Regions from separate parts of the Homo sapiens genome. Here region 2 is linked to region 1. A link is a loop called in an ENCODE intact Hi-C map of the cell type or tissue named here. Cell type or tissue: heart right ventricle. All regions are shown on one strand. Links, peaks and the distances in the headings refer to the core of each region. The heading gives the core; the rest is flanking DNA.

Region 1 (15,068 bases), core at 4,919-12,918:
ATGAAAGGGAGGTTTTTTTGTTTTTATTTTTTTTCTTTTTTCGAGACAGAGTCTCACTCAGTCGCCCAGGCTAGAGTACACTGGCATGATCTAGGCTCACTGCAACTTCTGCCTCCCGGGTTCAAGCGATTCTCCCACCTCAGCCTCTCGAGTAGCTGGGATTACAGGTGTGTGACACCAGCCTGACTAATTTTTGTATTTTTAGTAGAGACAAGGTTTCACCATGTTGGCCAAGTTGGTCTCGAACTCCTGACCTCAGGTGATCTGCCCGCCTCGGCCTCCCAAAGTGCTGCGATTACAGGCGGTGAGCCACCGTGCCCGGCCTGAAAGGGAGTTTATTAAGGAAAAAAGAAAATAATATTGAACTCACGTTTTATTGAGCACTAACTTTGCACAGGCACCAATGCATATAGTAACGTGTTTTATACTCATAATAAGCTCATGAGGTAGATACTGTTATCATCCCGTTTCACAGGTGAGGAACTGAGGCTGTGTTCCTGTTGGGGCTGGCCTTGGTCCCACAGCAAACCATTCCCTCCGCAGCTCTTTGCTTTCCTGGGCTTTCTGACCAGCGCCCTGTGGATCAACGCGGCCGCCACAGAGGTGGTGAACATCTTGCGGTCCCTGGGTGTGGTCTTCCGGCTGAGCAACACTGTGCTGGGGCTCACGCTGCTGGCCTGGGGGAACAGCATTGGAGGTGACTCAGGGCTGGGTGGGGTTGAGTGGGGGTGAGTGCGGCCACATCTTAGCTCTTTCCTCCCCCAGCCAGAGTCGCATCTGGGCAGGAGTGTCCAGGGTGTCTGCCCTCTGCACCTGTGCAGTGTCCCCTGTCACTGTGGAGTGGCCAGCATTGGGGTGAGATGGCCCTGACTGCAGTTGGACCAAGAAACTCTATAGAGGCCCCTGCCTCTTCCCCACCCTCTGATGCGGGGATGGTCGGTGGCTCCCAGAGTTCAGGCAGGACATGGAGCCCATTGCAGCCGGCCGTGCTTGATGTGTACACGGGTGTGTGACATGCAGGCATTCACACTTACATACATACACCCTTCCCTAGCTGTAGCAGCCAGGTGTGGTTGGCCAGGTTATGCACTGCTCCAGAGCATCCAGACAAGAGGATGAGGGAGCTGAAATCTAGCCCCTCCTTCCACTTACCTTTTTGAGCACCTTCTTCTTATTCATGTGGAGGTGCTGTGCATGTTACCAGCAGATGAGACTTTGAAAAATTGGTAGCCGTAGTTTTTTTTTTTTTTTTTTTTTTTTTTTTTTTTTTTTTTTTTGAGATGGAGGCTTGCTCTGTCGCCCAGGCTGGAGTGCAATGGTGTGATCTTGGCTCACTGCAACCTCTGCCTCCCAGGTTTAAGCAGTTCTCCTGCCTCAGCCTCCCGAGTAGCTGGGATTACAGGCGCCCACTACCATGCCCAGCTAATTTTTGTATTTTTAATAGAGACAAGGTTTCATCATGTTGGCCAGGCTGGTCTCGAACTCCTGACCTCAGGTGATCCATCTATCTTGGCCTCCCAAAGTGCTGGGATTACAGGTGTGAGCCACTGTGCCCAGCTGGTAGCCGCGTTTTTCACACCTGCAAAGTTGTTCCTGGTGTGAAAGAGTGGGGTAAAGGAATTAAGGAGGGAAGTGTGTCTTCCCAGATGCTGTGCCCCCTCACACAGCACCCCACCAGCTAGTGCCCAGGCACACTTGGGCATCCATCTGTGTTTGTTGCCTGAATGACCGTGGGTGAGAATGAAGGCGTGGATGACCAGGGAGGGTGGGGGAAGCGACTCACCACTGCAGGCCCCTCTTGTTCCTGTGCAGATGCCTTCTCGGATTTCACACTGGCTCGCCAGGGCTACCCACGGATGGCGTTCTCCGCCTGCTTTGGCGGCATCATCTTCAGTATCCTTTGTGGTCTGTTCTTGGCCTTAGCACTGGTGTCACAGCCGTGGGTGGGGTGTGCTCCATGCCCCACCCTGGGGATTGGTTCTCGGTGTAACACCTGGGGCAGGTAATGTGGCTGCCTGAGCCTCAGGCTCCAAGGCTTTAAAATAGGGATTTGGGGAGTGCTAACCTCCAAGTGGTGTTGTAAGGATCCAGTGAGGTGAATGAAATTCTTGGCCCCTGGTAAGGGCTCAGCAGACAGCAGCTATTATTGTTAGGACAGTGAGTGGTGTGATAAGCAGGTGCCCATAGGATGAGCTTATGTGTCCTATGGAAGACCCTCTCTCTCTTGCTCATAGCGACATGTCATGGTCTATGTTAGGGTTGGCAGACTTTTTCTAAAAGGGCCAGAGAATTCTTTTTTTTTTTTTTTTTTTTTTTTTTTTGCAGGGTGGGGACGGAGTCTGGCTCGGTTGCCCAGGCTGGAGTGCGGTGGCGTGATCTTGGCTCACTGCAATTTCTGCCTTCCGGGTTCAAGCAATTCTCCTGCCTCAGTCTTCTGAGTAGCTGGGACTACAGGCGCCCACGACCACGCCCAGCTAATTTTTGTATTTTTAGTAGAGACAGGGTTTCACTATGTTGGCCAGGCTGTTCTCAAACTCCTGACCTCAAGTGATCTGCCAGCCTCAGCCTCCAAGTGCTGGGATTACAGGCGTGAGCCACCACACCTGGCCCAAAGAATAAATATTTTAGACTTTGGGGGCCATGCAGGCGGTTTTGCAGCTACTCAACTCTGCTGCTATAGTGCAGAAACAGGCACAGACAGTGCATAAGTGAATGGCCATGGCTCTGTTCCAATAAAACTTTATTTATAAAAGCAGTTAGTGGGCCAAATTTGGCCGGAGGGCTGATGTTTGCCAACTTTTGGTCTATATAGAAAAGACGGATATAGCCAGCCTGGGGCTATGAAGAGAAAGAGCTTTGAAACCAGATGGTTGTGGGTTCCAGACAGTGCCTGGCGCACGGCAGGCATTCGGCCAGCAGTGGATACTGTTGGCTGCTAAAGAAAGAAAGATGATCACAAAGTGCCTGAAGGGCCGCTCTCTCCAGGCTCCACGATGACAGAGCCTCACCAGGGGCTGCAGTGTGAGCAGTTGGCCGGCAAAACAGGCTAACTGCGGAGACAGTGATGCCTGCCCTTTTAACTCCCAGGCTGAGCAAGGCCCTTGGTGGCCCTTTTGCGCCCACTGAGGCCTACTCCTGGCTTTCGGGCTGCAGCCTCGCCTGACCTCCCAGGTTGGCTGGGAAGGAGGGAGCCCTGAACGACCCCTAGAGATGGCCTCGGCCCACACACTATCACCAGTTCCCTCTAGGGACTGGGGGCAGTCCCTTCATCTCTCCTGGCCTCGGTTTCCCCACCTACTGAGTGCTTACATGCGCCAAGCATTCCTGGCACCCTAAGGTGTTCGATCCTTAGAGACTGACTGCAACACTTACTCAGCACCCATCTTCTTAAAGGCCTAAAAAGATAGGGTCTCCTCAGATATGGTGTTTGGGGGAGTTGGGCATACATCATAAAGAAAGCCAAGTAAATTCATTTTTTTTTGTAAGTCTGGGCACAGTGGTTCATACCTGTAATCTCAGCACTTTGGGAGCCTGAGGCACGAGAATCACTTGAGTCCAGTGATTTGAGATTTGCCTGGGCAACACAGCAAGACCCTGTCTCTACAGAAAAATTAAAAAATTAGCCAGGTGTGGTGGCATATGCCTGTGATCCCAGCTACTTGGGAGGTTGAGGTGGGAGAATCACAAAGCCTAGGAGGTCGAGGCTGCAGTGAGCCGTGTTCACACCACTGCACTTCTCTACCTCCAACCCCCACCAAATTTTTTTTTTGAGACGGGTCTCACTCTGTTGCCAAGGCTGGTCTCAAACTCCTGGCCTCTAGTGATCCTCCTGCCTTGGCCTCCCAAAGTGCTGGGATTACAGGCATGAGCCACTGCGCCTGGCCCAAGTTCATTCTTGCAGTGGCATCCCAAGCCCTGGGGATGAACACAGTAGGAGGAACGGGCTATGTGGTTGGGTTATGTGCAGGCCATTCCAGCAAAGCTTCCTGAGCTGGGCTGCAGACATCCTCGTGGGTGTGGGGCTGGGCTGCCTGCTCCAGATCTCCCGAAGCCACACAGAAGTGAAGGTGAGTATTCCTTGTAAGTTTACAAGTGTATATAACCAAGATGTAGCTTGATGGGGAAGGGGCAGGAAGGCCCTGGCTTTGGATCTGGGTCCCATCACTTAAGTCCCTGGCTGTATGACTTTGAGTGAGCTAGGACATCTTGGCCGGGTGTGGTAGCTCATGCCTGTAATCCCAGCACTTTGGGAGACTGAGGCAGAGGATCACTTGAGGTCAGGAGTTCGAGACCAGCCTGGCCAACGTGGTGAAACCCCATCTCTACTAAAAATACAAAAATTAGTCAGGTGTGGTGGTGCACACCTGTAATCTCAGCTACTTGGGAGGCTGAGGCAGGGGAATCACTTGAACCCAAGAGGTGGAGGTCACAGTGAGCCAAGATTGCGCCACTGCACTCCAGCCTGGGCGACAGAGTGAGACTTCATCTCAGAAAAAAAGGGAAAAAATGGAGTTAGGACATCTCTGGGCCTCAATTTCCTCCCCTATAAAATGAGATTGATGACACCAGCTGAGCTTCCTGGATAAGCACGCAGCGGAAGGGCCAGACTGAGCACCATATCCCAGCACTGCCCACAGGGGAGGTGACAGAGATGTGTGGGTGATTTGGGTAGGTAGCATGTGGCCAGATATTCCAGGTCCTCTAGAGAAGAAATCAAGATTCCTAAGTGAATTTTTTTCTATTCGAAAATCTGCCTCACATGCAAACAAAACCCTGTGCATATGAGGCAGATTGGACCCCTGAGCCGCTGGCAGTCCCATCCCTGCATCTCTATTCTGGAGGACTTGAGTCCAGAGACTCAGCAAGGAAGACGTAGGCTGGGGAGGAAGAGATGGCCTGGGGGTTGGTTTTAAGCCTCGCCATGGGAAAGCTCTTTGAGTGTTATGAAGCTGAATAAAGTCACCCGTTTCTCCCAGAGGCACGAGTTGTTGAATAGGCTCTCGGCAGAGCCTGTTAGCCGGGGGCAGGGTGTTTCTTTCACACTGGCCATGCCCACAAGCAAACAGCTACTTAGGGCTTGAAATTTTCTTTTCTGAAAGGTAAACACCCTCTGCAAACTTTGTTGTCCCTCTTTATGGGTTTAATAGGTTCCCTTTCATGATAGATTCTAGGGTAGTTCCAGGTAATGAGGCTTTAGGGTTGGCTCCTCAGGGGACCTATTTCCTCTTTTCTCCTGTGCGCGCGCGTGTGTGTGTGTGTGTGTGTGTGTGTGTCCACCGCCTTTGTGCTGAGTTTAGGAAGTGTGTGTGTGTGTGTACGTGTGTGTGTGTGTGTCTACCACCTTTGTGCTGAGTTTAGGAAATGTGTGTGTGTGTGTGCGCGTGTGTCTACCACCTTTGTGCTGAGTTTAGGAAACGCTCCTGCCGTTAAATGGCATGAGACATCAACATGGAAGGATGTCCATGGTGTACCGTTGGTTGAAAACCACAAGTCGCTTTGAAACACTTACCTATTGTACGGTCCCATCTCTGTTTTCAGAATTGATGTACATGTCTAGAGGTGTGTGTGTCCACAGGCGTGTGTAATATGGCATCCCATGGGGAGGAGGATAGGCATTGGTTAAGAGCTTGCACTTGGATTTGGGCTCTGTCACTTACTCTGTCAGTTTCTTCATCTGTGGGTTGGAGACGAGGAGGATGCAGGTGGCTGGGAAGACGAAACGCCACGGTGCCTAGAAACAGCCCACACGGTACCTCATGTCTTCACTGCGTGTTGGATATACCTGCTAAGTGTGGAAGGAAGAGAAGCGGGGAGGGGACATTTCAGTCCCTTTTACTCTTCTGTACTGCTTGAAAATATGTCAGCAACCATGTGTGACATGTATACCATAGATAGTGTTAGTTCCCTAGTGCTGCCATAACTGACCACAAACCAGGGGGCTGACAACAGCAGAAATTGAGTCTCTCCCAGTTCTGGAAGCCAAAAGCCTGCAATCAGGGCATCAGCCGGGCAGTGCCACCTCCAAGCTCCAGAGGAGGATCCTTCCTCACCTCTTCCAGCTGCTGTTGGCTCCTGACGTTCCTTGCCCAGTGGGCCCATCTCTGCAGTCTCTGCCTCTGTGTTCCCATGGCCATCTCTCTCTTCTTCTTACGGAGACATGAGTCATTGGATTTAGGGGCCACCCTAAGTCCAAGATGATTGTATCTTGAAACCCTTAGCTTATTATATTTGCAAAGACCCTATTTCAGGTAAGGCCACATGCTGAGCTTCCGGATGGGCGTGAATTTGTTGGGGGTGGGGCACTACTTATCCTACTACACATATAAAAACCTGCAGCTGAAATCTGCAGGCTCCTCCCCAGTTCTAGAGAACGGGAGTTGCTGTCAGCTCCTCCTCCCGCAGAGGAGCCTGTCTTGTGCCTGACACTTTGGCTCTCGCTCATTCATTTCTGCTGCTGCCACTCCTTTATCATTCATCCATCCCCTCCTTCACCCAGAAGGCGGCATCCTCCCAAGTTCAGAGTCAGGCAGAGGTGCCAGGCCCAGTGCTGCTGAGCACCTTGGACAAGTCAGTCAAGTCTAAGGGTCTTGGTTTCCTCATCTGTAAAATGGAGTCCATCCTAGTACCCACCATACAAGACTATTGTTAGATCAAAGACGACAGTGCCTGTTAGGCCCTTCGCACAATGCCTGGCATAGAGCAGGCACTCAGTAGATACTTATAGCTGCCATTTCTTCAAAAACCTTATGGGCTGGGTGCGGTGGTTCACACATGTAATCCCAGCACTTTGGGAGGCCATGGTGGGCAGATCACTTGAGGTCAGGAGTTCGAGAACAGTCTGGCCAACATGGTGAAACTCCATCTCTACTAAAAATACAAAAAAATTAGCCAGGCGTGGTGGCAGACACCTGTAATCCCAGCTACTCGGGAGGCTGAGGCAGGAGAATCACTTGAACTTGGGAGGTAGAGGTTGCTGTGAGCTGAGATCACGCCATTGCACTCCAGCCTGGGCAACAAGAGTGAGACTCCATGTCAAAAAAAAAAAAAAAAAAAAGCCTTATAAAGATTTTTTCCATTTTATTATGAAAACTCAAACATAGAACAGTTAAAAGACTTGTATGATAGACACACATATTCCCACCACCCAGACTCTACTGTTTATGTTTGGCTGCCTTTGCTTTGTTGTCTGTTTGTCCATGCCTGTCTGTCCATGCCTCCATCTATTCTTTTCTTTTTTCTTCTTTTGTTTTTTGAGATGGAGTTTTGCTCTGTCACCCAGGCTGGAGTGCAGTGGTGCAATCTTGGCTCGCTGCAGCCTCCACCTCCCAGGTTCAAGTGATTCTCCTGCCTCAGCCTCCCGAGTAGCTGGGATTACAGGCATGTGCTACCACACCTGGCTAATTTTGGTATTTTTAATAGAGACGGGGTTTCACCATGTTGGTCAGGCTGGTCTCGAACTCCTAACTTCAAGTGATCTGCCCGCTTTGGCCTCCCAAAGTGTTGGGATTACAGGCCTGAGCCACCCTGCCCGGCCTAACGCATCCATATTGTTTCTTGATGCATTTCACAGTAAGTGGTGAACATCCGCTTGTGCATGTCGTTGACTAGAGTTCAGCATTAAAAACAGAGGGAATTATAATGACATCTGACTCGAGGCAGGGGAGAGGCACCCAGGCAGGTGGACCTGGCTGAAGTTGGAAGAGAAGGTTCCTTTTCCCTGCTGTTTCTGCGTCTGGAAACTTCTGGGGCCACGTCTGGGTAACTTCAGGGTGGGGCATGCCATCCCACAGGGCAGGCCGGGCTGCTGCAGGCCAGTCTTCCTTAAGTGGCCCCCAGCTGGTGCCCTCAAACACTGTTGAGGCTGCATTGTTGTTGTTGTTGTTGTTGTTATTTTATTTATTTTTTGAGACAGAGTCTTACTCCATCACCCAAGCTGGAGTGCAGTAGCACGATGTCGGCTTACTGCAACCTCCGCCTCCTGAGTTCAAGTGATTCTCCTGCCTCAGCCTCCCCAGTAGCACACTGCCATGTCTGGCTAATTTTTGTATTTTTAGTAGATACAGGGTTTCACTGTATTGGCCAGTGGTCTCGAACTCCTGGCCAATACAGGTCGAACTCCTGACCTCAGGTGATCCACCTGCCTCAGCCTCCCAAAGTGCTGGAATTACAGGCATGAGCCACTGTGCTCGGCTGAGATTGCATTGTTGTTGAGGGTGCATTGTTGTTGAGGGTGCATTGTTGTTGAGGCTGGATTGTTGTTGAGGCTGCATTGTTGCTGAGGCTGCATTGTTGCTGAGGCTGCATTGTTGTTGAGGCTGCATTGTTGTTGAGGCTGCATTGTTGTGTTGGCCACAGACGGGGCGGGGCCTGTGACGGGCAGTGACTCAGCCTCTCTCCCCTCATTCTTCCACAGCTGGAGCCAGACGGACTGCTGGTGTGGGTCCTGGCAGGCGCCCTGGGGCTCAGCCTCGTCTTCTCCCTGGTCTCAGTCCCATTGCAGTGCTTCCAGCTCAGCAGAGTCTATGGCTTCTGCCTGCTCCTCTTCTACCTGAACTTCCTTGTCGTGGCCCTCCTCACTGAATTTGGAGTGATTCACCTGAAAAGCATGTGACTGAAGCCGCTTAGTGCTGTGGCCTCACTGCAGGCAGGAGCCCCGCCCCTCCTGCCGGGGGAGGCCCAGGGACCGGAGCATTTCTGCAAGGCCCTTGTGGGCACGAGAGTGCGGCCCTTGCTGCTGGAGATCTGAGGTCACTGCTGTGAGCTGGGAGAACTGCTGTGTACCTCTTGCTGCCAGCACCCAACAGCCTTGCCGTGGGGACCTTGGAAACCTGGCTTTGCTCTGGACAAAGGGTTCCAGAGAGAAGCTAGAAGTCCCCCTTGAATGACCCCCAGAGCCCCTCTGAGAAGGGCTGGAGTTTGGGGGAAGGGGATGGCTGGATGTGCTCCAGGCCATGCTGGAGGTACCCCCGAGGCACAGGCACTGCCCGTTCCCCTTGCCTGGGCTTCAGGCCTTCTGGCACCTTCTCAGGACACAAGTGGCTGCCCAACCCTGACTCAGAGAATGAGGGTGGCTTGGACCCCTGGGAATCAGGCCGCCGAGGGCTGAGCTCCAGAGCCGCACCATCTGCCACAAACAGAATTCGAGACATACTTAATTTTGAATTTCTCCTTGCCACGTTAATAAAGCCAAAAGCAGCGGGTGCTATTCGTGGCAACACACTTCACTGAACCCACTTGCTTCCAAAACGATGCCAGCCCGAGGCACTGCTACGCCAGCAGCTGCCACATGGGATGGTGGCTCAGGCGCTCCCTCCAGGATTCTGCCCCTGCCTGTCCACAGACTCCTTTGTGCTGGAACCTGGGCTCCTCCAGCTGCCAGGCAGGAGTCGGTAGGACTGTGCCTGTGCCTCCCTCAGCGGGGCCCTGGGCGGGGTTCCAAGGCCTGCGAGCTGGGAAAGGACAGATGAGGGGACCTCGTGCCTTCTTGCTGTCATGCAATGACCCCGCCTTATGTTGCCGAAATAAGCAACTCTTAGGTTTGCCTGACTGCCTTATGCTGGTAAAGAAAAGGGATTCAACTGTCTCTTTTCCAAATAAAAAAAAAGTCAAAATTTCAAGTGTAGAGAAAATGACACCCCCAACTTTTACCAGTTCTTCCTCACCTGGGGCCAGTGCCAAGTGGCTGACCCCAGGGCACAGCTCGGGGTGGGGCTGAGGCAGGATCAGGAATGGCCATGGCCTTGGATGGGGCCACTCTCCCGACAATACCCAAAGCCACAGAAGTCAAGAGGCAGCAGCCATGTTTACAAAGCAGAGGCTCTTTTAGTAATGTGCTAGAAATCCAGAGACACAATGGGTTTTCTAGGAAACAAACCACCAGTGTACAAAACCGTACAGCATTGCTCCCGTGATCCGTACAAAATGATTGTCCGCATGGTGGAGTAAGGCTGGGGCTGTGGGAGGGGAAGCGAGGAGCTGAGGAGGGGCACAGTTCTATTGCCACCACCACCAGGCTGTGCCCCTGGCCGCCAGTGGGTGCCACTTGGGTGCACTCAACTATGACATCAAGGATGAGAGGGCATCTGAGCTAGATCACATCCCAGGGCCCACAGAGCTCACAGCCTGTGGGGGGACCCCAACTCCCTGCTGGGTGGGGCCAGGCATAACCTGGGGATAGCTGTCCCTAACCTCAATGACAAGGGCACCCACCCTGGCTGGACTCCCGTCTGTTGACACTGCTGCCATTGGGTATTTGTCAGGTCCTGGCCAAAACCAGGTCCTTTCTCAGGACAGGGTTGGGCAGATGGACACATTAACTCGCTCTGGACAGGGCCGAGATCCCACTCCTCCTGGAATAGGCCCCCCCACCTCGGGGCCTTGACTCCCCTGGGCAGACCCCGGGGTGCTGCTGGCCCCTCCACGTTTCCACCCCTGGGGAGGAAGAAGGGCCCAGGCGAGGCCCAGATGCTCAGGTCAGAGACTCACACCTTTAGAAGCTGTCCCCTGACCCTTGCTTCCAAAACGCCCATTTCAACACACAAAAGCTAAAAGGCACCCAATTGTGCAATAAAGTTCCCTCTCTGTGAAAGGGAGGGGGTTCTGGCCTGGGGCTCGATGTGGAGCTCCTGCTGATGGCCCATGGCCCTCCAGAGAGGAAGAGGACAAAGCCAGTCTGACTCCCGGGGGAATCACAGTGAGTCTCAATAATGTGTTGCTTTCCCAAAGGGCTGTGCTTTAAAAACAAACACCTGCTACTTGTCCAACTCCCCTGACCTGGGAAGGGGGGAAGGGGAGAACCATGCCGTGCTGGCTATGGGACCCAGCTTGGCCTTGGAGGTGGTTGGGAGGAGGGGGTGGGGGACCAGGTACTGCTCCCCTGGGGTCGGGTGCCACCCTGCCCGTTCTGTGGCTGGGAAGAGGACAAGGCCAGAGGGAGGCTCTGTCCACCTGCCTTCTGAAGTCACAGGAAGCAGGCACCAGAGGGCCGGGGCTGGCCAGGAATGCCCAGCAGTGCACTCCTTGCCCTTCGCACCCTCCATCCTGCCACTGCGGCTCCTGCTGCAGAACCTATGCTGTGTTCCGTTCTGTGGCCCAGGGAAGCGGAACCAAAGCGACCTCTGCACTGACCCTGCCTCTGTGGCAGGGTCACTGCAGCTGGCAACCCTCCTACCTCCACCACGCTCAGATGTCATACAGGGCTCCTACAGGGTACCATGGTGGGAGGAGGGGTGGCGACGTTAACTGAGGTTCATCTGAACCTACTTCTGCACCAACCGCTCCTGCTATGGAAATCTCTGGTGTGAGCAGAGCCAGGGAGGGTGGCTGGGAACTGGGCCGGGGCCACGGGGCTGCTGCGTCCCACAGGGAGCGTCTCTCTGTGCTGTTCGCTCCTGTTCCTAGTGCACACGTGTGAAGGACCTGGTATCGGCTTTAGCACAATCCTTAGTTAACCAAAACGTTGTTTTGCTTGAACGGGTAAATCGCAAAAAAAGGGATTTGGTCAAGAGCCCATTCCACGAAGTGGTCTGGGTTGCAGACATCGGCCCCACTTCCTGCCTCATGCCCCTTCCTCCGGGTTCTGGGTCCCCAAGGAGGCCACTGTGGAAGAGTTTTCGCCAACAAGGGTTAAGCCAGAGAAGGCTGGGTGGGAGGCTTGCAGAGCCAAGGGAGGAGATTGGTCAGTGTAATCTGTGGCCGCCCGGCACTGGCTAACTGAGCTCTGGCCACATGGGCCCAGTTGCCCCAATTCCGCTTCCATTAGATCCTGGGCACTGGTCCCCGAAGAGGTGTTGCGTGACATTATCACAGACACTGAAATACCACCCTGGAGACCGGGAGTTCTTTCCTTCCTAAGTGGTTCTGTCCCTAAAGCAAAACACAGAAACCTGTGGCATGGGCCGCAGGGAGAGGGGGCGGGCACGCCATCAGGTCGGGGGGATGTGAGCCTGAAGCAGTAGCAGTGACAGCTTTGGACGTGGCCGATGGAGGCCAGCCCACATGAGGGGCAAGCCCCGCAGTCGACTGGATCCAGGTGAGGGGTCTCCTTGTGAAGGGCCTTCTGGAGCCTTCCACAGTAGGAAGAGCTCAGACCTGGTGGCCGCACCCCCACCCCTCACCAAACTGGCTTCTGGAGTTAAGGAAGACAGGGCAAGGTGGTTATAAACCAAGCCCCATCTTGTCTGTCTTTTTTCTTCCTGTATATAAATATGTGCATATACGTGAGTATGTGTACACACACCGCAGTTCCGTACATCGCAGTAGAGTAATACTATTGTGTTATTGCATAGAAGAGACGGCTTTCGGGCGCTGGGCTAGGTAACGGTCTGGGAGCGCTGGCGGCTGCCTGGGGGCTGCTGGGCGGCGGGGGCTGCACTGCTGCTGAGTTGTCGCTGCTGCTCTTGCTCCCTGGCATGCTCCTCATACCACTCCTGGAGAAGAGAGCAGAAGGGGTGCTGAGGGCTGCACCCCACCCCCTGCCCCGCCCACCCCACAAGGTCACACAGCCCACAGCATCCAGGCTGGAAGGGGCAGGGCTGCCAGCCTCACCCAGCTGGTACTGAAACCCCCGTCACAGGCCCAGAAATGCTGGGAATTTTGAATGTGGCCCCAGAGGCAAAAATGACAATGAAATCTTTCCCTAGTGTCTGGAGGTTTGCGCATAACAGCTCTCTAACAGGCCCAGGCAGGAACAACCCTCACCCCTTGTTTGTGAGCATAACCTTTTGTCCTTCACTAAAGGGCCCCCCGAGTGACCCCTTTTGAGCTTGGCAGGAATTGTGTCCCTGTTTCACACCCGAGACACCGAGGCTTAGAGCTGTATTGTGCTGAATACCTCACCTGCCTAAGGCCATGATTATAAACTCTGACATTTTCAGGGACTGAGGTATTCAGGTAATTAAGGAATTAAGTATACCCCACATTTCCTTTTTTTTTTTTTTTTTTTTAGGAGACAGAGATTCACTGTGTGGCACAGGCTGGAGAGCAGTGGCGAGGTACGGCTCACTGCAGCCTCCCACTCCTGGGCTCAAATGATCCTCCCGCCTCAGCCTCCCAAGCAGCTGGAAATACAGGTGTGCACCACCATACCCTACCCTACTTTTTAAAAGACTGAACCATAGACTTTTAGAGCTTCGAGATGGCCTAGTTCTGGCCCCCTTGTTTTACAGAGGGGGAAACTGAGGCCTGGAGCAGATGGACAGGCAGAAGGGCAGAGGCCAAGGGCAGCACACCTCCTTCCAACCACACCTGAATGGGTGCTGCTGCACAGTCATCCCCTTGCACAGACAGGGAGGCATGGAGTGACTGCCCAAGGTCAAACGCTTCTATTATTTCCATGTTTCTGTGACACCAAGTTCAGTGAGCCACTACACATCAGCCCAAAGAACACTGCCTGAGTCTCTTGTGTTCCCGGAGAATGTGTAAGCTGCTTTGGGGACAGCACCCCCCGCTTTTCAGGCATGGACCCTGGTTGTCACTGTTTTAGTGAAACAGAAGGGCTTCAAGCTATTAGAATGCCAGAAAACAGAGCAAAGCCACCATAGCTGGTGTGGGAGAGGCTCCCCGGAGCCCTGGCAACCCTGAGGTGGTTGAGAAGACTCTGCAGGGCTCATGGGCTGGTGGCCCATGGTCTGGAAGGCACCGTGCCAAATGCCAGCCCACACGGTGCTTTGTGAGATATTTTCCTTAGCTGCCAATATGTAAAGATTGGGAGGTCATGCAAAAAAAGAAAAACATCTGATTCTGCCTTTTTTTTTTTTTTTTGAGACAGAGTCTAGCTCTGTCACCCAAGCTGGAGTGCAGTGGCATGATCTTGGCTCACTGCAACCTCTGCCTCCTGGAGTCAAGTAATTCTCCTGACTCAGCCTCTTCAGTAGCTGGGATTACAGGTGCACGGAACCAGGCCTGGCTAAATTTTGTAATTTTAGTAGAGACAGGGTTTCACCATGTTGGCCAGGCTGGTCTCGAGCTCCTGGCATCAAGTGATCCGCCTGCCTTGGCCTCCCAAAGTGCTGGGATTACAGGCATGAGCCACCATGCCTGGCCTGCCTTTTCTTAAATTAGAAGCCAAGGTGGAAGAATTGCTTGAGACCAGGAGTTTGAGACCCCAGCAAGACCTCACTGCTACAAAAATAAGGTAATTAGGGTGTCACAGTGCACACCTGTAGTTCCAGCTGCTTGGGTAGGCTGAGTGGGGAGGATCACTTGAGCCCAGGGGTTGGAGGCTACAGTGAGCTATGATCACGCCACTGGACTCCAGCCCAGGTGACAGAGCGATACCATCTCTAAAACAAAACAAAACAAAAAACACCCAATTATGAAAAATCCCAAGCACTCCCAGCCTGGCCAACATGGTGAAACCCCGTCTCCACTAAATATACAAAAATTAGCCAGGTGTGGTGGCGTGTGCCTGTAATCCCAGCTACTCGGGAGGCTGAGGCAGGAGAATCGCTTGAACCCAGGAGGCGGAGGTTGCAGTGAGCCTAGATCGTGCTGCTGCACTCCAGCCTGGGAGACAGAGCGAGACTCCATCTCAAAACAAAACACCAAGCAGCCCGACCGCAGTAGGGCCTTCTTCCTATTGGGCAGCACTCGCTGGGGCTGGGAGGAGGCTGTGTCCCCTTTGGACAGGCACATCCTGGAGCTGGGAGGAGACTGTCTCCTTTGGACAGGGACATCCTTGCCAGTTCACCACGGTCGCCGCTCTTTCCTCTTTGCTCACTGTGTTTCTTAGTACACATGTTTGAGTTTGCAGCTGACTCAGAGTAAGAGATGGAGAGGAGGTTCTGGAGAATTCATAAGGGGCAGGGACATATGGCGGCAGGCAGGCTGGAGAGCTGCCTCTGCTGGGCACGAGTCAAGGGTTCAAGGCTAAGTGAGCCCCGCTCAGGTCCCACACAACCCCAGCAGTGGTCCCGATGGACGGTCTGCATCTCTCTACCAGCCTTCTCCCTCTACTCAGAGGGCCAGAGAGCAGCTCCCTGCCCCTCCCAGGACATAGCTTGGGGGAGGATTCGCAGCGTGGTCGGCCAGGCTCCTACCTGGATCTCCTCCTGGTACATCTTCAGGCT
Region 2 (15,068 bases), core at 4,837-12,836, 79 kb before region 1:
GGGTGCAGTGGCTCACACCTGTAATCCCAATACTTTGGGAGGCCGAGGCGGGCAGATCACCTGAGCTCAGGAGTTTGAGACTAGCCTGGCCAACATGGTGAAACCCTGTCTCCACTAAAAATACAAAAATTAGCCAGGCACGGTGGTGTGTGCCTGTAATCCCAGCTACTCGGGAGGCTGAGGCATGTACTCACTTGAACCTGGAAGGTGGAGGTTTCAGTGAGCTGAGATCGAGCCATTGCACTCCAACCTGGGCGACACAGCGAGACTCCGTCTCAAAAAAAAAAAAAAAAAATTAGCCGGCGTGGTGGCACGTGCCTGTAATCCCAGCTACTTGGGAGGCTGAGGCACAAGAATCACTTGAACCCGGGAAGCAGAGGTTGCAGCAAGCTGAGATCGCACCATTGCACTCCAGCCTGGGCGACACAGCGAGACTCCGTCTCAAAAAAAAAAAAAAAAATTAGCCGGCGTGGTGGCACGTGCCTGTAATCCCAGCTACTTGGGAGGCTGAGGCACAAGAATCGCTTGAACCCGGGAAGCAGAGGTTGCAGCAAGCTGAGATCGCACCATTGCACTCCAGCCTGGGTGACAGAGCGAGACTCTGTCTCTAAAAACAAACAAACAAACAACAACAACAACAACAAAACCAACTATGACATTCGGGATAACAATAATGTCTTCCATTTGTGCTGGGGGGTGGCTTGGTGGGGTGGCCAAGCTTGGGCTCTGGGGCCCAAAAGGCATGGCATCAAATCCTGCCTTCAGTCCGGGTGTGGTGACTTATGCCTATAATCCCAGCACTTTGGGAAGCCAAGGCAGGCGGATCACTTGAGGTCAGGAGTTTGAGATTAGACTGGCCAACATGGTGAAACCCTGTCTCTACTGAAAATAGAAAAATTAGCCAAGGATGGTGGCTGGCGCCTGTAATCCCAGCTACTCAGGAGGCTGAGGCAGGAGAATCACTTGAGCTCAGGAGGCGGAGGCTGCAGTGAGCTGAGATTGCACCATTGCACTCCAGCCTGGGTGACAGGGCAAGATTCTGTCTCAAAACAAAAAACAAAAAACAAATCCTGCCTTCACCATTCGCCAACAGGGGAAGCTTGGGAAAGTGAGGTACTTTCTCAGGGCCTCAGTTTCATCATCTGTGAGATGGGAACAGGAACTCTAGTGACCACATGTGGCAATTTTAAGAGTCAAATGAGAAAATGCAGGTAAAGTAAGTGAGCCTCAGGAGGTGACAGCTGTACAGCCCAGTAAGGCAGATCCAGTCAGAGACCCTGGCAGGGGCCAGTCCCTGAGCCTGGCCACCCCACACCACCCTGCTCTGGGTGTTAGAACCAGAGGTCACATGGATGCTGACTTAAGCCATGCAACTACACTGCCAAACTGTCTGGGCTCTCCTGGCCAGAAAAGGGGGTAGGCTGGGATTCTTTGTTCTGTGGGTTTAAAAACATTGCCTAGGAAGGAGCTGGGCAAGGAGTGAGGTGGATGCCCTGGAGGGTGACGGGGAGCGGAGTGAGAAGGCACGCACGGTATGTTGTAGCTGGCCCAGTAGGTCTTCTGGTAGAGCTCCGAGGTCTTGTCAGCCACCACCACCATGCCGCTGAGACCGAGAAGAGAGATGGGGTGGAGGTGATCAGAAAAGGGGCTCCTGTGGGCACTGCCCTGCTCGGGGAGCCCCGATGGCTCCCCATTGCCTGGAGGATGGATTAAGTCCTGAACTTCAGCCCCCACCAGGGACACCTTCTCTTCCAGCCACACCCTCCTGAGATCGTTCACTTCCTGCACAGCGCCAGCACGGCTCTGGGCCTTCACCCTGGCAGTCCCCTCTGCCCCGAGCCCCCACCCCTCCCTCCCAGGGTACGCACGGGATCTGCTCCAGGATGGTAAGCACCCGGCTCCCGGGGCTGGGCCCACCCGGGATGAACGCCTTGTAGTCCACGATCATCCACTGGTTGTTATACCTGCCGGGCAGGGGAAGGGAGGACTGAACAGAGCCTGGAGCCACCTCCCCAGCTTTCCCCACCCTGCAGTGTCCCACTCAGCTAGGAATTACAGGAAGTGGGCCTGGGGTTGTCCAGCCATTCAACTGACACCCTGACGCTGCAGCATGACCAGGTATCCACAAACCCCTCTCTCGTCATGCTGCTTGACTGTTCCAGAATATTCTGTGGCTCCCTAGGTCAGCTCCTCTGCCGGATGCTGTAAGATCTGCACTGCCCAGTTCCAGTGTCTCTGGCTCACAGGCCCTGCCACCCACCCACGTCCACCTCCTCAAACAGCCCTCCCCACTGTCCCCTTGAGAGTCTTCAGGTTCCAAGTGCTCTTCCTGTACTGCCACCAAGGCACCCCTTCCTAGGCTGAGGAGCCTGCAGGGGAGGGGCAAATCCTTTCCTTCCCTAGCCTCAGTCTCCCCATGTATGAAACAAAGGAGGGCGTGGGGTGTGTGGCCCGGATGCCACATCTGGTCCCCAGGAGTGTGAGTGTTAAAGGGGAGGTTGGTCTATCTCTTGGTGCAGGGGAAGCCACAGGGCCAGAAGCCCACTCACGTGCCGCTGTTGAACCTCTTGAAGATGTCTGCCCAGGTGGCCCCATCCGAGGCCAGGCGGTTGGCCACGATGTTGCGTACCCACTCCAGCACACAGCCCCTGGGCCGCACATACTTCCACAGGGCTGGGTTCTTGTTGCCAATGGTGGTCTCCAGTGTCACCTGTGGGAAGGTCAAGGGGGCTGCTGCACAGCCTAGGCATGCTGCCACCAAGTGGCAGTACTTCATCAGTCATGGCTCCAAAAATTTTTTTTTTTTTTTTTTTTTTTTGAGATAGAGTCTCACTCTTGCCCAGGCTGGAGTGCAGTGGTGTAACCTCAGCCCACTACAACCTCCGCCTCCCAAGTTCAAGCAATTTTCGTGCTTCAGCCTCCCTAGTAACTAGGATTACAGGCACGTGCCCCCACGCCTGGCTAACTTTTGTATTTTTAGTAGAGGCAGGGTTTCTCCATGTTGGCTAGGCTGGTCTAACTCCTGACCTCAAGTGATCCGCCCACCTCCGCCTCCCAAAGTGCTGGGATTACATGTGTTAAATACTTACTTAATCTGCCGGGCATGGTGGCTCACACTTTGGGAGGCCAAGGTAGGTGGATCACCTGAGGTCAGGAGTTCCAGACCAGCCTGGCCAACATGGTAAAACCCTGTCTCTACTAAAAATACAAAAATTAGCCAGGTGTGGTGGCATACACCTGTAATCCCAGCTACTGGAGAGGCTGAGGCAGGAGAATGACTTGAACCCAGGAGACAGAGGTTGCAGTGAGCCCAGATCATGCCACTGCACTTCAGCCTGGGTAACAAAAGAAGAAATAAATAAAAATAAAAACTCATATCCAGTTGAGGCACGTGTTCCCCACCAGTTCCTTGGACAAGCACGCAGGAGGATTTGGGATCATGCATCTAGCTTTGCCCTGGTGAACAGCCCCTGAGAGGCCCAAAGAGCCGCTCCCATGAACCCACTCCCTCACCAAGCTGGGCAACCTCCCATTCCCACCCCTTTCCCACAGTTCTGCAGGAAAAGTTGCACGGCCTGAGGCTGTCAGCCTGGCAGATGCAGCAGTCAGAGGACTAGGAGGCCTTACAACAGGAGAGGCCCTCAGTCTCCCTCCAGCCTTGGGGCATGCAGGATGCCCACCGCTGCCTCCGATTGCCTCCTCTCCCTTCTCCATTTCCTGCTGGAACCCTTGGCTGCCTTCAGCATATTTGAAAAGTAAAGCTTAGTTCTTGTGAGTTAAAAACCAAACCAAACAAAACTCATGTAATCCCAGCTATTCGGAGGCTGAGGCATGAGAATCACTTGAACCCTGGAAGCGAAGGTTGCAGTGAGCTGAGATCGTGCCACTGCACTCCAGCCTGGGCAACAGAGAGAGAGCCTATCTAAAAAAAAAAAAAAAAAAAAAAACACACACACACACACACACACACACACACACAAAAAACCACCACCACCACCACCCCCACCAAAAAGCTGAGAACAGCTAAAAGATAGCTGTATCCATAAATGTGATTTTTTCTTTTTTCTCTTTAAAGAGGAAAAAAAAGGCTGGACACAGTGGCTCAGCACTTTGGGAGGCCAAGGGGGTCAGATTGCTTGAGCCCAGGAGGTCAAGACCAGCCTGGGTAACATGGCAAAACCTGTCTCTACAAAAAATAAAAAAATTAGCCAGGCATGGTGGCAGGCGCCTATAGTTCCAGTTACTTGGGAGGCTGAGATGGGAGGATCGCTTGAGGCTGAGGTGATAGAGGCTGCAGTGAGCTGTGATCATGCCACTGCACTCAGGCCTGCATGACAGTGTGAGATCCTATCTCTGAAAAAAAAAAATCCTGAAATTTGGTATTTCTTTCCACTGTTAACGTGACACACCACAGTGGTATTAGTAGTCACTGGGACGGTCACTGTCAGAAATCACAGATGTTTTTCCATCAGATTACAAGGCTGTACATACCTTAAAGTATCATTCATGCACCTTGCTTCTTCTAACTTATGGTATTTATCACACCTGCTTCTGGATCTTATTATTCAGTGTGTTAATAAAGCAGCACATATATACTAAAAGTTTACTTATATTTTGATAACCATATTTCACTATAACTGGTTTCCTCCATAATCCTATACATTTTGGTTTATGTGTCTAAAAACACTAATTTGCCAGGCACAGTGGCTCACACCTATAATCCCAGCACTTTCGGAAGCTGAGGTAGGAGGATCCCTTCAACCCAGGAGTTCGAGACTGGCCTGGGAAATATAGTGAGACCTCATTTCTACAAGAAATTTAAAAATTAGCTGAGCATGGTGGCATGTGCCTGTAGTCCCAGCTACTCAGGAGGCTGAGGCAGGAGGATCGCCTGAACCCAGGAGGTGGGAGGTTGCAGTGAGCCACGATCACACCACTGCATTCCAACCTGAGTGACAGAGAGAGACCCTATCTCTATGAAAAAAAATAAATAAATAATAAAAGTTAAAACACTATTCTGAGAAGAGGGCCAACAGCCTCCTGGACTGCCCAAGGTGTTTATGGCACAAAAACAGTTAGGGACCCTGATGGAAGGGAAGTTTCCTGCCCAGACCCTTTCCTGGTAACCAGGTGGAACCATTTCACGTGTCCCTCCCCAGCTGCCTCAGTCCCCTTCCCCACCTGGGCCACAGCATGGGGGTTCCCTCACCCACCGCCTGGCCCTCTCTTGCCTCGTTCCACACTCAGAAAAAAGCAAGGATCAGACAAGAAGAAGAGTCCCCACCCCTCCCGTCCCCGCAGGGAGCTGGCGTTCTCTGCGCTAAGGGTGTTTTTTAGAGTGATGTTTTTTCTCCTCTGTCTCGTTGCCCTGGAGATCAAAGGGTTCACTTTCTCAGCGAGGGGTGCCAGGGACAGATTTCTAAACAAGTCTGGACCGCAGCCAGGAAAAAAGATGAAAACAACACACTGTAAACAGCCTCTATTCAGCAAACCTGGTCAGGTCAGAGGGGCTCTGAGGAAAGCAAGAGGGAGGCAGGAGGAGAGGGAAGCGGTGGGGATGTGGGGGGGGCGGGGGCACAGTTATCCTGAATACATAAAAACAAGTGAGGTCACTGAGGTCAGGGATAGTCCCAAACATCCCCAAGTCCAGCCTTTCCTGACAACCAGGGTTACATGCAGAGTCCCAGGCCATCTGCAGGTTTTGGAGGCCCTGTGCGGGGCCTGGGGGTCTATGTTTAAACACGCCCTTGTGGTGGTCCAAGTCCCCAGAGCAGGGGAAGGGCGAGTCTGGGCTCTGAATGGCAGGTGGGGCAGCGTCCACCTCATCCTCCACTGCACCCCTGGCTCCTACATGGCACCCAGCACTGGGCTGCAGCCTGGTCCCCACTTGCCGCAGGAATCAATCCTGCCAGCTCAGAGCCGCCGTGTGACAAACACCCCAGGAACAGAGGAGACATGAGAAAGGGACTCACCAGCCCACTGCCCAGGATGTAGAAGTCGTCGCAGGAGAAGATGGTGCCGGGGTAGGAGGAGAAGACCAGCTTGTTGCCGGGAACCAGCGGGTAGTCCCCTGTGCAGGCAGAGCGAGCCAGGGATGCTGGTCAGACAGGCACAGGTGGAGGCCCCTGCACCCTACCTAACAAGACACAGGCACAGGGGCACAGGCAGGCCTCCGAGGAAGCCCCCACTGTGTCCTTTTTGTCATTTAGCAAATGAGGTCATTGGGCATATAAAAGTGCATATACGTGCAAGTAAAAATAAAAGCTAGCAGCAAAACTTATATAGTTGGCCCTCCATGTCCGTGGGTTCCACATCCTTGGATTCAATCGACTGGGGACCAAAAATACTAGGAAAAAAACATGATTAAAAAGAAACAACACAGCTGGGTGCAGTGGCTCACACCTGTAATCCCTGCACTTTGGGAGGCCAAGGCAGGCGGATCACGAGGTCAGGAGACCAAGACCATCCTGGCTAACACGGTGAAACCCGTCTCTACTAAAAATACAAAAAATGAGCCAGGCGTGGTGGCGTGCGCCTATAGTCCCAGCTACTTGGGAGGCTGGGTCAGGAGAATGGCGTGAACCCGGGAGGCAGAGCTTGCAGCGAGCCGAGATCGCGCCACTGCACTCCAGCCTGGGCGACAGAGTGAGACTCCATCTAAAAAAAATAAATAAATAAATAAATAAAAGAAATAACACTAAAAGATAAAACAAATTTTAAAAATACAGTATAACAACTATTAATGTAGCATTGTATTAGGTCTTACAAGTAATCTAGAGATGATTATAGGATATGGGAGGATATGTATATGTTATAGGTAAACAGTCAGCCGTATTATAGAAGAGACCTGAGCTTCCACAGGGGCTCCTGGAGTCAACTCCCTCCCCAACACCAAGGGACAACTCTGTGTGTGCGTGGGTATATGTGTATGTGTTAAATATATATACTCAGATAGATAGACAAACAGATAAATATTTTGTTCACTGGACATTTTTTTTTTTTGAGACAGAGTTTCGCTCTTTTTGCCCAGGCTGGAGTGCAATGGGGCGATCTCAGCTCACTGCAACCTCCACCTCCCAGTTGTAAGCGCTTCTCCTGCCTCAGCCTCCCGAGTAGCTGGGATTACAGGCCCACCCCCGGCAGGTACCCTCACCCCTGCCCTAGAACTCCTTCTACCTGAAACCCATCCCTTGACAAGTGCTAGTCTGGTTTTATGCACTGTCTGCAGCAGGGCTACTGTGACCTCACGCTTATGCTGGAGGCTCATTACCCCTGTGATCTTGTAAATTGACTCCTTATACCCGCCCTGCATGGGGGCAGAGAATTATCATCTGCACTTTGCAGATAAGGCAATCTGAGACTCAGAAAGGCTAAGTAACTTAGCAGAGGCCAAACAGTTAAATGGCTGAGCAGGGATTCTACCCAGACCTCTTCCCTACAGTGCTCCAGAGTTCTGGGTGTAGCTCTCTGAATTATCCTTTGTCTTTTTTTTTTTTTTTTTTTTTTTGAGACAGAGTCTTGCTCTGTTGCCCAGGCTAGAGTGCAGTGGGGGGATCTCGGCTCACTGCAACCTCTGCCTCCCAGGTTCAAGTGATTCTCTTGTCTCAGCCTCCCGAGTAACTGCAATTACAGGCATTTACCACCATGTCTAGCTAATTTTTGTATTTTTAGTAGAGACATGGTTTTACCACATTGGCCAGGCTGGTCTCGAACTCTGACCTCAAGTGATCCACCAGCCTCGGCCTCCCAAAGTGCTAGAATTATAGGCATGAGCCACCGCGTCTGGCCTGAATTATCTCTTCCACATTAAGTCTTTGCACTTTAAAACAAAGGGACCAGTAGGCCGGGCACAGTGGCTCACGCCTGTAATCCCAGCACTTTGGAAGGCCAAGGTCAGGAGGCCAGGAGTTTGAGACCAGCCTTACCAACATGGTGAAACCCCATCTCTACTAAAAATACAAAATTAGCCAGGTTGGGGGTGCATGCCCGTAGTCCCAGCTACTCAGGAGGCTGAAGTGGGAGAATTGCTTGAACCTGGGAGGCGGAGGTTGAAGTGAGCCGAGATTGTGCCACTGCACTCCAGCCTGGGCAACAGAGTGAGACTCTGTCTCAAAGAAAAAAAAAAAAAAAAGGAAAGGAAAAAGGCACAGTGGGACCCAGCGCAGAGGCTCACACCTGAAATCCCAGTGCTTTGGGAGGCTGAGGCAGGAGGATCACCTGAGGCTAGAAGTTTGTGACCAGCCTGGGCAACACAGTGAGACCCTGTCTCAAAATAAGTAATTTGAAAAACAAAACGCACAGTGGACCAAACATGGCAGTACTGGCAACTCTCCAAGGCAGCCTAGTGGGCAAAAGAAGGAAGTCGCAAATAATTCATACAGTATAATCTTAATTATGATTTTAAAAAAACTCAGAAAGCAAACATTTTAGAGCAGTGAAACTATTCTGTATAATACTACAATGATGGGTATAGCACCCCATTCCATGCATGAAGCCCACCCTTGGAAATTTTTTTTTTTTTTTGAGACAGAGGCCGACTCTGTTGCCTAGGTTGGAGTACAGTGGCACCATCTTGGCTCACTGCAACCTCTGCCTTCGCGGTTCAAGCAATTCTGGGGCCTCAGCCTCCCGAGTAGCTGGGATTACAGGTGTGCGCCACCACGCCCAGCTAGTTTTTGTATTTTTAGTAGAGATGGGGTTTCACCATGTTGGCCAGTCTCGAACTCCTGACCTCAAGTGTTCCACCTGCCTTGGCCTCCCAAAGTGCTGGGTTTACAGGCATAAGCCATTGTGCCCAGGCAAGGTACATTTTTTAAAGTCTAGGAGAAAACATAACCAAATGTTCACAGAAATGTTCTCTTTTGGGTTGTGGAGTGTTCAAGTGATTTTCATTGTGAGAGTGTTTTGGTGGATTCTCCAATGTTCTATAACATACCTGTATGACTTATACAGTATGTTTTTAAAAGCTATTAAAATTTTAATGGATATATAGCAATGAGAATGATAGATCTACAGCTACACACAGTAATACAGATGAATCTCACAGACATGCAGAACAAATGAGCACACACTACATGATTCCATTCATATGACATTCAAAACCAGGCAAACCTAACCTATTCTGTGAGAAATCAGGACAGGCGGTTGGATCACTTGAGGTCAGGTATTCAAGACCAGCCTGGCCAACATGGCGAAACCCCATTTCTACGGAAAATACAAAAATTAGCTGGGTGTGGTGGTGTGTGCCTGTAATCCCAGCTACTCAGGAGGCTGAGGCAGAAGAATCGCTTGAACCTAGGAAGCAGAGGTTGCAGTGAGCCGAGATTGCACTACTGCCCTCTAGTCTGGGTGACAGAGCAAGACTGTTTAAAAACAAAACAAACAAACAAACAAAAAACAGAAATCAGGACAGAGATGATGCTGGGGTGGGGGTGTGCCTGGAAAGGGATACGAGGGAAGCTTCTAGGGGCTGGGAATGTTCTGTTTCTCCAGATGGATGCTATACACAGGTGTGTTCCACGTGCAAGAAATTCAAGTTGTACACTTACAGTGTATACGATTTCCTGTATAAATGTCAATTTAGAGTTTACTTAAATTTCAATGAATGGACATTAGGTTGTCACCAAACCACTGTGATAGCAGACTTGCTTATACACACTCCCCATGCAGAAGCTGAAATGTCTCTCTAGGGACAGACTGGAGTCAGAGAATTGCTGGATCACTGGAGTGACAGATTTTGAATTTTATTAGATGCCAGCTGGATTCCTCTTAAAAGTAGCTGTGCCAACGCATACTCCCATTAGCAATGAATAAGGCTGGACACTTCCCCACCTCCTCACCAGCTCCTGGTCCCATCAAGTTTTTACATTTGGCCATGAAGGAGGTACTGCAAACATTTGGCAGTGGTATCCCTGGGGCTGATGCTGGGGCCTGGGATGAAGGATGTGGCACTATGGAGGACTTTGGCCTTGACTGTAAAACTGTTTTTTTCTTTATTAGAGACAAGGTCTTGCACTGTCACCCAGGCTGGGGTGTCATGGCGTGATCACTGTTCACTGCAGCCTCAACCTCCTGGGCTCAAGCAATCCTCCTGCTTCGAATTCCCAAGGCGCTGGGATTACGGGGATGGGTCACCGTGCCCAGCCAGTTTTCACATTTGACAGGAAGAATGTATTCATGCAATCCTTGCAATTGGTTGTTTGCAAAAATAGCTCTAATTCTTCCCATGCCTGCATCCAAGCCATATGTGATGTGACTCTGCAGTTCCTCATAGCAAATGGTGGAGCCTATTCTCCCATCTCTTGAGCCTGGGCTGGCCACCTGACTTGATTTGGATAAAGAATGCTGTGTCAGCCAGGTGCGGTGGCTCACACCTTTAATCCCAGTACTTTGGGAGGCCGAGGCGGCTGTATCACCTGAGGTCAGGAGTTCAAGACCAGCCTGGCCAACATGGCAAAACCCCGTCTCTACTAAAAATACAAAAATTAGCCAGACACAGTGGTGCGCGCCTATAATCCCAGCTACTTGGGAGGCTGAGGCAGGAGAATCACTTGAACCCAGGAGGCAGAGGTCACAGTGAGCTGAGATTGTGCCACTGCACTCCAGCTTAGGCAACAGAACAAGACTCTGTCTCAAAAAAAAAAAAAAAAAATGCTGTGTCAAGCCAGGTGCGGTGGCTCACACCTGTAATCCAAGCACTTTAGGAGGCCAAAGTGGGCAGATCACTTGAGGTCAGGAGGTCAAGACCAGCCTGGCCAATATGGGAAAACCCTGTCTCTGCTAAAAATACAAAAATTAGCTGGGCATGGTGATGCACGCCTGTAGTCCCAGCTACTCGAGAGGCTGAGGCAGGAGAATTGCCTGAACCCGGGAGGCAGAGGTTGCAGTGAGCTGAGATCATGCCACTGCACTCCAGCCTGGGCACCAGAGCAAGATTCTGTCTCAAAATAAAAAGAAAAGAATGCTGTGTCAGTTTCACCAAGGTCTCAAGAGGCCTTTACCATATCCTGCCCCAGTGCTACATGAACAGGCCTGTGCTCACCTACTGATGATGAAAGACCACGTAGCCCAGCTGTCCCCATCACCCTGGCTGACAATCAACCCCAGACAGGAGAAGAGGCCATCCCATTCCAGCCATCCCACCCCAGCTGACCTGCCAGCAGACTGCTGATGCATCAGTGAGCCTAGCCAAGATCAGCCTGGCCCAGCCCAGAAAACCAAAACCACCTAGCTGACCCATAGAGGCAGGAGCAAAAAATAAATAGCGGTTATTTAAGCTGTTGTTGTTTTAAATTTTGGGGTAACTGGTTAAGCAGCAATAGGTAAAATAAAAAAGGCAATAAACATGTAAAACAAGATGAACTGGCTAGGCGTGGTGGCTCACATAAGTAATCACAGCACTTTGGGAGGCCAAGTCAGGAGGATCACTTGAGCCCAGGAGTTTGAGACAAGCCTGGGCAACATAGTGAGACTCCATCTCTTAAAAATAAAAAAATAAACAAATTAGCTGAGTGTGGTGGTACACATTTGTAGTTCCAGATACTTGGGAGGCTGAGGCAGGAGGATAATCTGAGCCTGGGAAGTCAAGGCTACAGTGAGCCATGACTGTGCCACTGTACTCCAGCCTGGGCAACAGAGCAAGACCCCAACTCAAAAAGAAAAAAACAAAACCAAAATGAACTCTTGGAATATCCCTGCAGTGACTCCGTGTGTTGGGAGGGTTTCCAAGGCCCAAACCTCCTAGGACCACTCCCCACGTGTGTGCCCACCCACCTGCTCATCCCCCAGACACACCCACACCCACCTACCCCAGGGGCCTTCCCGGAACTGGAGCCAGTACTTCTTGATGACACGCAGCATGTGCTGGTAGTTGTTCCAGGTGTTGTGGGCAACCAGGAGGTCACTCTGGCCAGGGAGCAGCTTGATGAGGGCAGAACAGGAGCCAGAGCCCAGAGAAGGTTTGATCTTGGTCTTGTTCAGGGCCAGCTCCAGGTCTTCCAGGTCCCCAGAGAGCTGCAGCAGGCTGAGGAGGGCCAGGGCATCAGAGGGTTACCACGCCTGCTGTGAGTGCTGTTATGTACTCATTTTGCAGAGGAGAAAGCTGAGGCTCTGGGAAGTCAGCTGACTGTTCCAAGGCCACAGAGCCAGGGAGTGGCAAGGTTGATGCTGGAACCCAGGTCTGTCCGACTATGAGTGTGTGGCCCTTCTTCCCACCCTGTTCACTCTGGGGGTGGCACTTACAGGAACCCCAAGGGTTTGATGGTGAACTTCCCAGCTGGGAAGCTCACACGGCCTTCGTAGCTGTCCTCCAGGCCTTTCAGCTGCAGGAGGGTCAGCCGCACCTAGGGGAGGGGGCGGGGGCAGAGGGAGGGTGAGGCCTCTCCTCCAGGCTCACACCTTCTCCTTCAACGGGACGGGCTCTGGCCTGGGGGTTCAGACAGAGCAGGAGGCCCGGGGGTACCCTCCAGACTCCAGCCAGCCTTGACTCCCCCAAACTACCACCCACCCCTCCATGCTGAGCACTCTCCTGCTTTCAATGAATTAACTCTATGTCTCTGCCCTGTGTTAACCCCAAATCAGCCCCACTTAAGAGCCTAGTTCAAAAGCCATCTCTTCTAGGACGCCTCCCAGCCTGGCCTGGCCTCTTGCCAACTGCTCCTGTTCTGAGTTCAGTACTGACTGTATTGCTGCCTCGGGCACCTGTCTCATGCATCTGACTTCTCCCCATTGTCATCATTTTGCCTCAACATCCTATAGCCATAAAGTATCATCAGTGTGTCCCTCATGGGGCCTTGGGCAGGCACACTGGGCACTTAGTAAGCATCTGCAAGATGGATGGGTGGGTTGTTGGATGAATGGATGGGTGGGTGGATGTATGTATGTATGGGTGGGTGAGTGGGTTGACAGGTGGGAGGTGAATGGATGGGTGGATGAGTGGGTGGGTGGGTGGGTGGATGTATGTATGTATGGGTAGATGGATGGATGATGGATGGACGGGTGTGTGAATGGATAGATGAATGGGTGGGTAAATGGATGGATGGATGAGTGAGTGAGCGAATGGATAGATATGTAGATGAGTGAGTGGGTGGGTGGGTGGAAGGATGGGTGGATGGAGGATGGATGGATGGGTGGGTAAATGGGTGGGTAAATGAACGGATGGATGAGTGAGTGAATAGATGGATAGGTAGATGGGTGAGTGGGTGGGTAGGTGGATGAATGGATGGATGGATGCATGGATGGATGGATGGGTGGATGGATGGGTGGTGGATGTGTGGAATGGACAGGTAGATGGGTTGGTGGTAGAAGAGTCTGTCTTAGGGTGTGAGTAGGTGGGTGGGTAAACAGTGAGAAGTTCTACAGAGGAAAATGGTGCAAACCTGGCCTAGGCTAGGCAGACATGCTAACAGGCATTGATGGCCACTTTACAGAGACAGCCTGCCGTGTGTACCTCACAGCAAACACCTGACATTTTCCGGGGAATCCATAAATAACTGACTTTTCCAATGATGGCCTAGCCAGTGGCCCAAAGGCAGAGAGCCTGCCTGGGCCTCTCCGTTAGCTGCCAGCTGATCAGCAGCTCACTCAAGGAAAGGAAAACAAAATTCACTGTGTCCAGACTTTCTGGGATTTTCTGGTTTTCCCCTTCCCCTCTTTCTCATACTGTCTTTACTTGCATCCAATGTAATCAATCTACCAAGCAACCTCCCTTGTATGCAAGCAAAACACCATATGTACACAAGCAAAACACCATGCTAACAACTGACTATTTGTTTTTGGTCATTATTTAACTGTAGGTAGGCTAGGATGGATGGCTGGAGTTCCAGCAAGTGGACAGATGGAGACTGGGCAGATGGATGAGTGGCAGGTCGGCTAGGAGGGATGGAGATGATGATGGAAACAGAGGCGGCTGGGCAGCTGGACATGCCACAAGGCTGGCCAGAACAACAGGAGACAGGATGGCTGGCCAGCTGGAAGCCCCCTCCCACCAAGCGTGGCAGCAGGACTCACCTGGTGCCAGTAAGGTGAGTCTGGGTTTGACTCCATCTCTTCCTGCATCCACTCTAGGTTGGCCTCCAGGAAGCTCTTCAGCCTCTCGCAGTAGCCGACTTCATACTCGAAGGGGCCGCAGTAATTCACCACCGTGTTCATCCAGTGCATGTAGATGAGCTGTGGGGTAGGGGGTGGGCGAGGCAAGGGCGGGCAGCTGGGGTGCTCTCTTCCCTGAGAGCCCCCCACCCAGGCTGCCCCAGAGCGGAGGCTGCTGGTGTGGCCACCTGAGTCCTTGCTCATGCTGTCCTCTCCCTGGAGGCTCCTCTCCCTGCCCAGCTCTGCCCCGGATAGGGACCCCAGGCCCCTGGAAGTTGCCCTGAGAGCCTTTAGCCTGCAAAGCCTATAACTGATGGCACCACCTCTGCTACTGGGGACCCCAATCTATATGTGTGTTCAGTTAGTCAATCCATGAATGTTTTTTTTTTGAGCACCTATTATGTTCCTTTTTAAGCACTGAGGACATAGCAGGGAACAAAACAGCAATAACCCTTCTGATTCCACTGGGCAAGAGAATGCCGTGGCAGTTTCACCCAGACTTCATGCGGCCCTCTGCACTTCCCACCGAGATGCCACCTGCATGAGTCCAGGCTCGCCTGCTGGGGGACAAAAGACCACGTAGCCTGGTCATCCCCGTGAGTGAGTGGCAGCACTCACTGCCTCAGGATTGATGGCTTCATGACTGCTGCTCCATCACCATCTCACTGAAACACATCCAAATCCTGTTCATCCTTCAAGGCCCACTAAGACACCACCTCCTCCATGCAGGCCTCCATGACTTCCACAGCATTTCCCCACTGCCTGTCCTATACCAGGTTCTGGGCTGGGATCAGGGGACACAGCTGGGGACAAGACATATTACCACCCACAAGAAGGCCACAGGCTAGAGGGGGAGGCAGCAGGGCACACTAGTTAGGAGCGAGACGTGGGTTAGACAGAGCTGAGGTTGAATGGTGCCTCCTCTGTGGACTGGCTGGCTGACCTTGTGAAAGTAGCTTCACCTCTCTGGGCCCAAGCCTGCC

Evidence for each region. Peaks named below come from ENCODE experiments on the same cell type or tissue, not always from the same donor. Only the 100,000 strongest peaks of a DNase experiment are listed, where the experiment ranks them.
Region 2: a loop joins it to region 1, with 3 times the contacts of the local background. A loop is called at or near these places in 4 of 110 quality-filtered maps.

The regions. Positions count from the first base shown.
Region 1 is chr12:113,293,320-113,308,387 of GRCh38, reverse strand. It overlaps TPCN1 (two pore segment channel 1), which reads right to left. Exons shown (of 28, transcript NM_017901.6): 27 at 15,039-15,068; 28 at 9,803-12,428. The coding sequence ends at 12,312. It overlaps SLC8B1 (solute carrier family 8 member B1), which reads left to right. Exons shown (of 16, transcript NM_001358345.2): 13 at 544-697; 14 at 1,813-1,893; 15 at 4,003-4,067; 16 at 8,414-9,617. The coding sequence ends at 8,611. Among named protein-coding and RNA genes, the nearest start is that of MIR6762, 9.3 kb to the right of the region's middle. RefSeq lists enhancers at 90-1,289, 4,724-5,457, 8,603-9,298, 9,299-9,996 and a silencer at 8,270-8,564. In heart right ventricle, for the core only: a CTCF peak has its summit at 9,288; DNase peaks (open chromatin) are centred at 8,414, 8,714, 9,051 and 9,417; H3K27ac peaks cover 5,912 bases.
Region 2 is chr12:113,371,747-113,386,814 of GRCh38, reverse strand. PLBD2 (phospholipase B domain containing 2) reads right to left here. Exons shown (of 12, transcript NM_173542.4): 3 at 14,008-14,166; 4 at 12,241-12,341; 5 at 11,808-12,022; 6 at 5,973-6,070; 7 at 2,550-2,710; 8 at 1,869-1,964; 9 at 1,532-1,603. Among named protein-coding and RNA genes, the nearest start is that of PLBD2, 21 kb to the right of the region's middle. RefSeq lists an enhancer at 5,946-6,471. In heart right ventricle, for the core only: no CTCF peak of the experiment used is centred there; no DNase peak of the experiment used is centred there.